Regions from separate parts of the Homo sapiens genome. Here regions 1 and 3 are each linked to region 2. A link is a contact called in ENCODE Hi-C or POLR2A ChIA-PET data. All regions are on one chromosome and are shown on one strand. The core of a region is the stretch at or near the end of the contact, and the rest is flanking DNA. Distances in the headings are between cores, read along the strand shown. Region 1 holds the start of EEF1AKMT2 (EEF1A lysine methyltransferase 2). Region 2 overlaps FAM53B (family with sequence similarity 53 member B). Region 3 overlaps FAM53B (family with sequence similarity 53 member B).

What was found. Hi-C counts contacts between places; a loop is a spot of excess contacts on that map. ChIA-PET counts read pairs that join two places held with the same protein, here RNA polymerase II (POLR2A). Pooled maps may share reads with other maps.
Region 1: a pooled map shows a loop between it and region 2 (3-fold over the local background). The contact joins the promoter of EEF1AKMT2 here to the enhancer-like site in region 2. A Hi-C loop is called at or near these places in 5 of 37 single-sample maps with no recorded cell type and 11 of 50 pooled maps. POLR2A ChIA-PET finds 5 or more read pairs at or near these places in 12 of 52 experiments (CD4-positive, alpha-beta T cell, CD4-positive, alpha-beta memory T cell, CD8-positive, alpha-beta T cell and 8 more).
Region 3: a map of natural killer cell shows a loop between it and region 2 (4-fold over the local background). The contact joins two enhancer-like sites. A Hi-C loop is called at or near these places in 40 of 168 maps with a recorded cell type or tissue (B cell, CD14-positive monocyte, CD4-positive, alpha-beta T cell and 28 more), 28 of 37 single-sample maps with no recorded cell type and 29 of 50 pooled maps. POLR2A ChIA-PET finds 5 or more read pairs at or near these places in 19 of 52 experiments (CD4-positive, alpha-beta T cell, CD4-positive, alpha-beta memory T cell, CD8-positive, alpha-beta T cell and 13 more).

What each region holds. Positions count from the first base shown.
Region 1 is chr10:124,790,285-124,793,645 of GRCh38, reverse strand. EEF1AKMT2 (EEF1A lysine methyltransferase 2) reads left to right here and starts at 1,759. Exons shown (of 7, transcript NM_212554.4): 1 at 1,759-1,922; 2 at 3,308-3,361. The coding sequence starts at 1,813. RefSeq lists enhancers at 360-1,082, 1,146-1,455, 1,083-1,807 and a silencer at 1,586-1,645.
Region 2 is chr10:124,721,664-124,724,853 of GRCh38, reverse strand. The region is part of intron 1 of FAM53B (family with sequence similarity 53 member B); the gene reads left to right. Among named protein-coding and RNA genes, the nearest start is that of FAM53B-AS1, 19 kb to the right of the region's middle. RefSeq lists enhancers at 1-696, 966-1,055, 1,106-1,195. Within about 2 kb of position 1,378, at least 30 of the 41 ENCODE cell types and tissues checked have a DNase peak (open chromatin) inside an H3K27ac peak, as active enhancers do; they include B cell, CD14-positive monocyte, CD4-positive, alpha-beta T cell and 11 more, where a contact is called at or near this core.
Region 3 is chr10:124,646,976-124,650,433 of GRCh38, reverse strand. All of the region lies in intron 4 of FAM53B (family with sequence similarity 53 member B), which reads left to right. Among named protein-coding and RNA genes, the nearest start is that of FAM53B-AS1, 55 kb to the left of the region's middle. RefSeq lists enhancers at 1,416-1,505, 1,325-2,167, 2,320-2,614, 2,360-2,654 and silencers at 1,386-1,586, 1,320-1,614. Within about 2 kb of position 1,518, at least 32 of the 41 ENCODE cell types and tissues checked have a DNase peak (open chromatin) inside an H3K27ac peak, as active enhancers do; they include B cell, CD14-positive monocyte, CD4-positive, alpha-beta T cell and 11 more, where a contact is called at or near this core.

The DNA of each region.
Region 1 (3,361 bases), core at 510-3,009, 68 kb before region 2:
TGATCTGCCTGCCTTGGCCTCCCAAAGTGCTGGGATTACAGGCGTGAGCCACCGTGTCCGGCCTCCTGTCTGCCTTTTATCTTACCCTATCACTAGTGGCTGCCTGAAGATCTCAGAACAGCATCTATAGGAGATGCGCATCCGATCCTAGGAAGGATTTCTGATGCTATTTTATCTTTAGGGACTTGTTACTGGGCTTCTGTCTGCCAAGACAACAGAAACGTGGCCTAGCAAACAATTCCTTTTGGTTGGAAGGCAGTCTCGCTAGGGGCATTTGAGGGCCTTGCCTAGGACATAGGACCAGCAGTATTTCACAGCTACTACAGAAAATACCCCAGACTTTGGCCCATAAGATCTCTTGTATTATACTGCAGATCTACCAATGGCACTCAGACCCAGAGGCAGATGCAATCTCCGGTTCGCGGGTTGGGAGCAGTTTTGTGGAACAAAGACACCGTCTAGTTCTGACATGGTACAGGGAGGAAACACACAGAGGTTAAGACTTAGACAAGAGGCCAGGCGCGGTGGCTCACGCCTGTAATCCCTGCACTTTGGGAGGCTGAGGCGGGAGGATCACTTGAGGTCGGGACTTCGAGACCAGCCTGACCAACATGAAGGAACCCCGTCTCTACTAAAAATACAAAATTAGGCCGGGCGCGGTGGCTCACGCCTGTAATCCCAGCACTTTGGGAGGCCGAGGCGGGTGGATCACGAGGTCAGGAGATCGAGACCATCCTGGCTAACACGGTGAAACACCGTCTCCACTAAAAAAAATACAAAAAATTATCCGGGCGTGGTGGTGGGCGCCTGTAGTCCCAGCTACTCCGGAGGCTTAGGCAGGAGAATGGCGTGAGCCCGGGAGGCGGAGCTTGCAGCGAGCCGAGATCGAGCCACTGCACTCCAGCCTGGGCGACAGAGCGAGACTACGTCTAAAAAACAAAACAAAACAAAATTAGCCTGGCGTGGTGGCGCCCGCCTGTAATCCAGTTACTCGGGAAGTTGAGGCAGGAGAATCGCTTGAACCCGGGAGGCGGAGGTTGCGGTGAGCCGAGATCGCGCCATTGCATTGCACTCCAGCCTGGGCGACAAGAGCGAAACTTCGTCTCAAAAAACAAAACAAAACAAAACAAAACAAAACAAACTTAAGCAAGGCCAGGTGCCTGGGTCGAGGCAGAGCTGAGGCTTATCCGGGCATCCTCTCACTTAGCAGTCTTTCTTCCACAACACACTGATCCCCGTGTTTGGCGTATTGTGGAGAGTTGCAGGGCATTCCTTTCCCTGGACATAAATTTCCACGTCTACCGGTGACATCAAGTCACAAGAGGCCAGAACGCGGTTTTCAAGTCAGAATCTTAGCCAGAAACGAAGTTGGCCTCTTGCCAAGGAGCCAAATAACTGGATGGACGCTCGCACCCGCTTCGCAGACAGGCGCACGCAGTGGAGAGGTGAAGTGATTTCTGCGTTTGGGTAGAGCGGCGTCGGCTTTAGGTGTCCACGGTGCGGAAGCCAGCCGTTTTCCAAAATGCAATACCTCTAATGGTCCCTCACGAACAGCAGTCCCCAAATACAGCCGCTCTTGGACCTCGACGAAGGGGATGCCACTAACGCTGTGGGGAGAGCGCACGGTCCCCGCCGGCGCAGGGAGCCGGGGGTAGAGCAGAGGGCGTCGCGTCCCCATCCCAGCCCCAGCGCGGGGGCTGGAGCAGTCGAGAGGGCGGCCTCCCGCCGCCTAGAGGCGCCGGTCCGCTCGTCCGCTCTGCCTGTGCCCCGTCTCTATGGCGGCCCCAACGGCCGTCCAGGACGTGGAGCGAAATGAGCTCGGGCGCTGACGGCGGCGGTGGCGCTGCGGTGGCGGCGCGGTCGGACAAGGGCAGTCCCGGGGAGGACGGTTTCGTCCCGTCGGCGCTGGGGACCCGCGAGCAGTGAGTGTGACGCTGGGCAGGGGAGGATGAGCCGTGCCGCCCTGCCTGGGCCCCGAGAAGGGGACGGCGGGGTGGAGACCCGGGGCTCAGGGACAGGGAGACCCTCGGGGGCGTGACGGGAGCAGGGCCACCTGGCGGGGGGCTTACGGGGATTTCAAAGAGTGGAATCCCTAGGGGTCGCCCTACGCGGTTAACCGACGTTTCAAGGGATTGGAGCCCAAGGGGCTTGTGGGTGCGGGACAGGCTTTGGCTCCTGGGAGGCCTTTTGGGAGTCTCGAACCTGAGGGCCAGGCTTGGGGGAAAGGGGGAGAGGGCGAGGCTGGCGAATAGGGCTGGTCGGCGAGAGTGAGAGACCGAGGGAGAAGTGCTGGGCCTGGGAGCCGAAAAGGCTGAGTAGGAGGGGAGGGATGTGGGAGCTGGAAGTGGGGTGGGAATAGCGGATGACCCGAGGCGGGAGCGGGGAGATAGTGGGGGATCTTGGGGTGAAAGAAAGCGATCTGACCTCAAACAGACGCTCAGGAATTATTAAATGAATTAATGTGGGTGGATGAATGGCTGCAGGGAACAGTTGGGGAGAGGTAAATTGGCGGGATGAGAGGGAGCAGGGATTCTAGAGAATCATTGTAGGAAAAGAGACGGCAAATGAAAAGGATTCAGAGGGCCGGGTGCGTGGTGGCTTACGCCTGTAATCCCAGCACTTTGGGAGGCCGAGGCGGGCGGAGCACAAGGTCAGGAGATCGAGACCAGCCTGACCAACATGGTGAAACCCCGTCTCTACTAAAAATACAAAAATTAGCGGGGTGTGGTGGCGCACACCTGTAGTCCCAGCTACTCGGGAGGCTGAGGCAGGAGAATCGCTTGAACCCGGGAGGCGGAGGTTGCAGTGAGCCGAGATCGCGCCACTGCACTCCAGCCTGGTGACAGAGCGTGACTCCGTCTCAAAAAAAGAAGAAAAGCGTCCAGAGAAAATTTAAACGGAGGGCTAGAAGACTGGAATAGGCAGAGACAAATAGCACAGGAAAGAGACTGTGTGCCTGCACACTTGAGACCAGATGTGCTTGTTTCATCAAGTTTTGAACTTGGGTCAGGGACTTAGGGATACGTGGACAAATGTCTTTGTGTTTTTTTAGGCTAAAACTTATTGTTGTGCATCAGATATTGTCCTAAATGCTTTACATGTACAGTATAAACGTATTCTGCTTGCCCATGTATTTCCTTCTTTTAACTCAAGGACGTTAAAAGATTGAACTATGTGTATTTATTAATAACACTAGTGATGTTTAAACCTCTGTCATAAATAGCTCTGTAATGTATTAGAAACATACATTTAATTCATAATACAGTTTAATTCAAGAGTCTTGCTTTGCATTTCATTGTTTACATAGTTGGGATGCTGTCTATGAGAGAGAACTGCAAACTTTCCGAGAATATGGAGATAC
Region 2 (3,190 bases), core at 129-2,628:
CATATTTGTAACTCGGGAGTCTGAGATGATCGTGACATTCTCGTATGGGGCTGTGTGTGGCCACTCCCATTCCCCAAGGGAGAACACAATTACTGTATTGTCTGTGGGCATTCTGGGCGAGCTGCTTGGGTCACGGCTGGGGCTGTTGGTATATTGGGGGATGGAAATAACCGTTTTGCAGCTTCCTACCTTTATGCTGCCATTTACAAAAGAGGGAGGTTTGGGACGACCTCTTAGAATCCCCTGGGTCACCTGGCTTTGTTCAGCTGAGTAAACCACCAGCCTGTGCCCCCCTACCCCGCCCCCATAGCTCAGCTTGTTTGCCTGCTATTCAGGCAGGACAGCTCTGGGAGGGCAGACCTCTGAGAGGTGGAGAGAAGCAGAGTGATGGGAGGCAGAGAGCAGGGTGGCGGCTTGTGGCTGTCCGGTGCGCAGAGCTCCCCCTGCCTGGGCCTTGTGAGGGCGCTGGCGCTGGCACTGGCCGATGTTGTGGCAGCTGACCTGTCTGGGCATCCTGAGGCTCCTTCCACCAAAAGCTGGGAAGGGGCCCTCCACTCCCAGCCCCGTCCCCCTAGCTTGCTGGAGTGTCAGACATGTCATTTAGCAGCATCCTAATAGAATACCCTCACCCCATCTCTGGCATTGAACTCCTGCCCAACACTCATGCCGCTTCCTCTAGGAAATCTCCCCAGATCTTTACCTCCCTACTTGGAATTCCAGGCTCACTTCTCTGCCCTTGTGGATTTATTATCGTATGACACACTATGCCTTGTGGGAAACCTAATTGAACACTTGCTGTTTGCGTGAACTTAGTTATGTATCACCTGCCTTCTTCCCTCAGTCCCTAGCACAGCCAGCCTAGTGCGTGTTGGACTTGGGACGAGACTGATACCGGGAGGAAATAATGCCCAGAGAGAAGCACAACACAGGGAGTACATGAGATTTGCCGGTTCAACTACAGTCACCTAGAAATACTTTTTGTTTCTGAGTAAAAGTCTGTTCTAAGGAGCGCAGCGTCACATGTGTATATAATCTTCCCATTGACCCATTTTGCTCTCTGTGGAGGCTCCCAGGACCTTGGCCCTCCCTGTCCCACTGGGGTTCCTGCAGAGGCCTGGGCTGTCCAGGCTCTGCCTGGCCCAGGGCCGGCCCTGCAAGTGCTGCCCGCCTCACATCAGGCCCTGACTGCAGCAAGACTCTTCCTCCTAAAAGCAGAACACAGAAAACAAAGCTGTTAGGGCAGGGCCCTGGGCTCTCAGTTTTCCCATGATTGGGTGTGAGAGGGCTGCTGGCCACCCTCCCGCCCACAGAAACTCTGATGAGTGTTTTCAGGTTCCTGAGGAGGTGTGAGTATGATCAGATACAGGGGTTTTTGTGCTGGTCACTGTGTTTTTCTGTTATGCTCTGCTACTGTGGAACCCAGAAAACTTTTGAGCCCAGCCCCTCCGTGAATCAGGAGGTGCTGTGCTTTGAATTAGTGTTAACAACATTTTGATAGCTATCGGAAACCCCCTGCAAGCAAGACAGATTTCAGTATCTCTGGCACCAAGAATGTTGAGACTTGACTTAACGTGGTGATTGTGTTCTTTGTTTCAGCAGACATTTCCTGAGCAGCTCTTTGTGCCAGGTTCTGGGGACTCAGGGGACTGAGGCTGGGCTCATGCCCTCCAGAAGCACACAGTCTGTAGGGGTGGCAGCTTGCTGGTTCATTTCATGGCCCTGTGATTCAAGCTCTGCATTCTGCACAGAGGCAGAGGGCGTGACCTGACTCAGTGTGGAGTGTGGAGGTCTTCCTGGAGGTGGTGACACCTGAGCTGAGTCTAAAAGATGAGGTTAGAGAGTCTGGAGGCTGAGAGGGCAGCAGGGAGCAGGGGAAGTGGGTGGCAAGTTCTAGCCTGAGAGACCAGCATGAGCAGAGGTCTGGAGGCAGGAAACTGCATGTGGTATTTGGAGAACTCCAGAATGTTTTAAGAATAGGCAGTACATGCATGTGTACAAACTCAGCAGTGAAAAGCAGTTTCCTCATCCCTGTCCCCAGCTACACGTCTCCCTCCTTCCTGGGGGGAGCTCCTGTTGTCATTTTCTTGTTTGTCCTCCCAGAGATATTCCATATGCATGTGCAAGAATATGCAGATATATACACACACAAATGTGTGTATAAAAATACAGTATTTTTTATATTTTTGATTTTAGAAAGTATTACCTATTTCTTGTGAAAGTCAATATCTCGTTTGGTTCAAAATTGAAAACATACAAAAAGCCATTTCTTGAAGAGTCTTCTCTCATCTCTGTTCCCGGCTACCCATTTCCGCTCCCTGAAGACAGGTTTTATGTTAAGTTTCCTTTGTATCCTTCCAGGACTTCTGTATTATTGGCACAATTATTTATTTAGTTTCACCCAAATGGGAGCTTAATATACCCACTGTTCTGATCTTTGCTTTTCTACTTAGCACTATACCTGAAGATGGTTTCCTCTTTGGATGTGTTGGGCTCCCAAAGCCTTCTTTTTTTTAATTTTTAAAATTAAAATTTAAATTGACACATAATTGTACTTATTTATGGGGTACATAGTGATGTTGCAACACATATAATGTATGATGATCGGCTCAGGGTGATTAGCATTTCCAACATCTCAAACGTTTATCATTTCTTTGTGTCAGGAGTGTTCAATATCTTTCTTCTAACTATTTGAAACTACATAATATTGTTAACTCTAGTCATCCTACAGTGCTATAGAACACTAGAACGTACTCCTTCTATCTGGCTGTAATTTTGTATCCTTTAACAAATCTCTTCCTGTTCCCCGCCTTCCCCCTACCCTTCCCAGCCTCTAGTCTCCTCTGTTCTGCTTTTTACTTCTATGAGATCAAAATTTTTTAAGCTTCCACATATTCTCGTAGCCTCTTAGAAAGCTGCGTTTCGTCCTTTGCATGGTGTTGCAGTGTGTATTTATCCTGTCCTTCCTGTTAGGCGGTTAGGCCACTTCCCATCTTGGCTGTGCCTAACGATACGATATGTACTATTTTGCTCATGAGTAGGACAGTCTGCAGGGCAGGCTGATTTGGCACTCACACACGTGTTCACAGGGAGAGTGAGTAAGGAGGATAGAACCGCACGAGGACACAGGCAGGTTATGTTTTACGCTCATCTCTCTAGAGGTTGACTTGTTCCCCCTTGTGAAAGGCAAGTG
Region 3 (3,458 bases), core at 269-2,768, 75 kb after region 2:
CACCGTTACTTTCAGCGTCACAAGCACCACTGCCAAAACCACCATCATTGTCATCATCCAGCGTGGAGGGTCCAACTGGAACGCTTAGAAGACCTAGGCTCATGCCTGGTTCTCAGATTCAGGGTAGACGACACCTGTCCCGCGATGACCTGGGCCTCTTTTACCTTTGGCCTCCTCCAACCGATAGAGAGTCCTTCCTTGGAGGGAGAGGTCTGCCTCCTTAGTGCTTACTCTGGGAGCAGGGCACAGCCTACAGTATTGTAAAATTATCCTATACTTAATTATATTACTAAGAATATCCCAGCTCCATTAGGGAGATAAGTCATCTGATCGATAATTATGTCATCTGTACCTGTCGCCAGCTTGTCTTGTTATGACGTTAGTTTTACTGCTAGAAATATCTAGTAGATGGCTGGAAATCTGCAGGCAAAGTGCAGAGGGAGTGAGCCTGCGAGGAGAGGGCCTGGGCAAGTGACTGCCCTGGGCCGCAGAGTTCTTATCTAAAAAATGGGAACAGTAGTGTCTTCCTAAAGGCACCATGGACTTAAAATGAATGGCGCGTTTCCTGGGACTTATGTATATTTGGTTGCTTATGGGGACTTACGTATATTTGGTTGCTTTTGGGGACTTATGTATATTTGGTTGCTTTTGGGGTCTGAAGGAGTACAAAGAATCAAGTGCACACTTCCCAGTGTGTGAGGGAGACCAGGGACACCGCCAGCCTGAGTTCTGGGTAGGGCAGCTCTCTGGCAGTAAGCCCTCCATCTTACAGGGGGACACTCTGCATGGAAGGCGGCCTTTATCCAGCTGTGAGAAAGCAGACTGAGGCTTGGTCTGGAAGCTCGTTTAGAACAGGCATTGTCCACATCCTTGCAGTGGCTGGGATTTTGGCAATACCTTGTGTTATGCGACGGAGGGCAGACATGTTGGGAGAAACAGCTGCTGACTTGCCTGGAGGTGGGGCCGGCCAGGCCTGCTGTTTCTCTTTCCCACCATGGCTTTGTTGCCTGGGCCAGCCTGCCCTGTAGCACCCTCTCTACCCCATCCTCCATTCTGCTTGGTCAGATGGGTGGTCAGAGGGTGCCAAGCTGGTCCAACAATAGCAGGAAGGCCTCTGCCAGGGTTAGTTTGCTGCCATCTACTGAGACAACAATATTTTTTCTTGGAAGACATGGAAACTTCGAAATAATCCAGGCTGGTTTCCTTACTCCCAGGTTAGAGGTTGAAGAGGTAGGTGCAGAAGGTTCTAGCTGGAGCCTATACGTTTCAGAACTGGAAGGGACCTGTCATTATGTACCTGGTGAAACAGGCCTAGAGAGTTGCAGTCCTTTGCCCTGGGTCACTTAGAAAGTTAGCTGATGATGGGGCAGTGACCAGACCTGGCCTTCCACTGCTGCTGTTGCCTGCCTTTGGCAGTCTGCCCAGCAGGCCTGCAGCTGCTTCTGCAAGTCAGTAGGATACAGCTCTCATCCCCCACCAGTTTCATCCTGTCTCCCGCAAGTGGCTCGCTTGTTGTGGCAAGCACTTTCCACCACCAGTCTCTCCAGTGACGCTGCACATTCGTTAAGGGCTGGGACGGTGCTTTCTCTTCTCAGGGCGGCTTCCCACAATTGCTAATCCCGGCCAGACCCCTTAGCAGCAAAAGGAGCCCCGAACAGGCGGGACAGGTGGACTAGCTCTGAGTTCTGTTTCATCTGTAGGACCTTGGGCAAGTTACTTAACCTTTCTGAGCCTGTTTGCTCATCTGCAAAGCAAAAAAGAGCACCTTTAGGGGCTTGTTGGTGCACGCACCATGCCTGGCCCATTGTGAGGGCATGGTGGAGGGCTCTGCTGTTGCATTTCTAGTGGGTTCTCCCTCGTGAAGCCCCATGGCAATTATTCTTGAGGTCTCATGGCATTCCTATGAGGCAGGCAGGACGAGGTCATTATTGCCATTTTACAGATGGGGGAGGCTCCCAAGGAGCGGGGAGATGTGTGATGATGTTATGGCAGGTGGTGGAGAGCCAGGCCAGGACACAGCAGGCCGCAGCCCATCCTACCCCAGCTTCCCAGACCTTCCCCTCCATGGAGACTGCAGGCTCGTGGGCACCAGGCACACTGGGCTGGAGGCACCCACTGCCCATCTGTCCCTCTCCATCCTGGAGGTTTCCTGCCCAAGGCTTGGCCCTCTGCCGTGCCCAGGCCTGTGGTCTTGAGCGTGGGGTTTTCCAACAGACGCTCCCAGAGCCTTGGATCCTCGATGTGTCTTGGTTTCCTCCCAGAAGCTTGGCTGCTGCAGTGTTCTCAGAGAGAGGGTTTTCTGGAGGAGGCAGGGTGTGCCATTGTGCCCTGCAGGGCCAAGCAGATTTTCAGCATCCTAGGAAGAACCAAGAATGCAGAAGTCTGGGGGTGGTGAGGCCTCAGCCAGCCCCATGGCGTCCCCAGTGCATTTCCTGTTGACTCTCCCCGTGCCCACACCCACTTCCTTTCCCATCCCTGGCTCCACCCTGAGCCCTCTGCTGGCTGATAGCTCCATGTGGCTACTGACCTGCTTCATGCACACGGGGCTGTTCTGGGCTTTGTAGGAAACAGTGACCACAGGCCAGGGTCATCCCTTGAGCTATGAAGCTCCTCCTGTGTCTGGTGAAGCCGAAGACATTTTCCTCGGCTCATCTCAAGCAGCCATCTTGGGTCTGCCCTCAACACTTCAGTGAGGTGCCCTGGGGGAGGGGGTGACCCCGAGGGAGACATAGCCACCCCACCCCATGGGGTGACATGGAAAGGGTACAGGCCTTCCCTGCCCTCTGCTGCTTCCTAGCTGTGACACTGGACACATACCTGCCTCCCTGAGCCTCAGCTGCCACACGAGTGCATTGGTGACATGCATCTCTGCTCACACTTGTTCTGAGGACAGTCCTGCTAATGGAAAGCTCCCGCATGTGGTGGGGTCTTGGCGACAGCTTTCCTTTTCTTCTCTTGCCTGCCTGTCTACAGGGAGCTTCCAGTTCCTTTGGAACTTCAAAATGTACAGATCAACACTCTGCTTGAGACCCTGAAAAATCTGATTGTCGCAGCTTGGGGAGTGGGGTTTATGAGCAAGAGAAACACCCGAGGCCTGGAGCCTTGGGGCCGCTCCTCAGAGACAGGGAGATTTGCCGTGGCTTTCTGCGCCATTCATCCAAGTCACTTAGACTCAGAGTCCCCATTTATGAAATGGGTCTAGTAATAAACTTGAGAGCTTCAGGGCAGTGATACACATTAAATGAGATGATATTTTCCCCACGTGCTTGGCAGAGTGCCCAGCACAGCCTGACCATCAGCACATGCGGCCCCGATGCCTCGCTGTGCATCCCTTCCCAGTGTGTGCCGCTCACCAGTCCTGCCTCTTCATTGAGTTTGGGCTTCTCTGAGGTGGAGGCTGTTCTCCTTCTGCTCCCAGTTCCCATCGCCTGCTGCAGGGTCTGCCAAGGGAGGGCTTG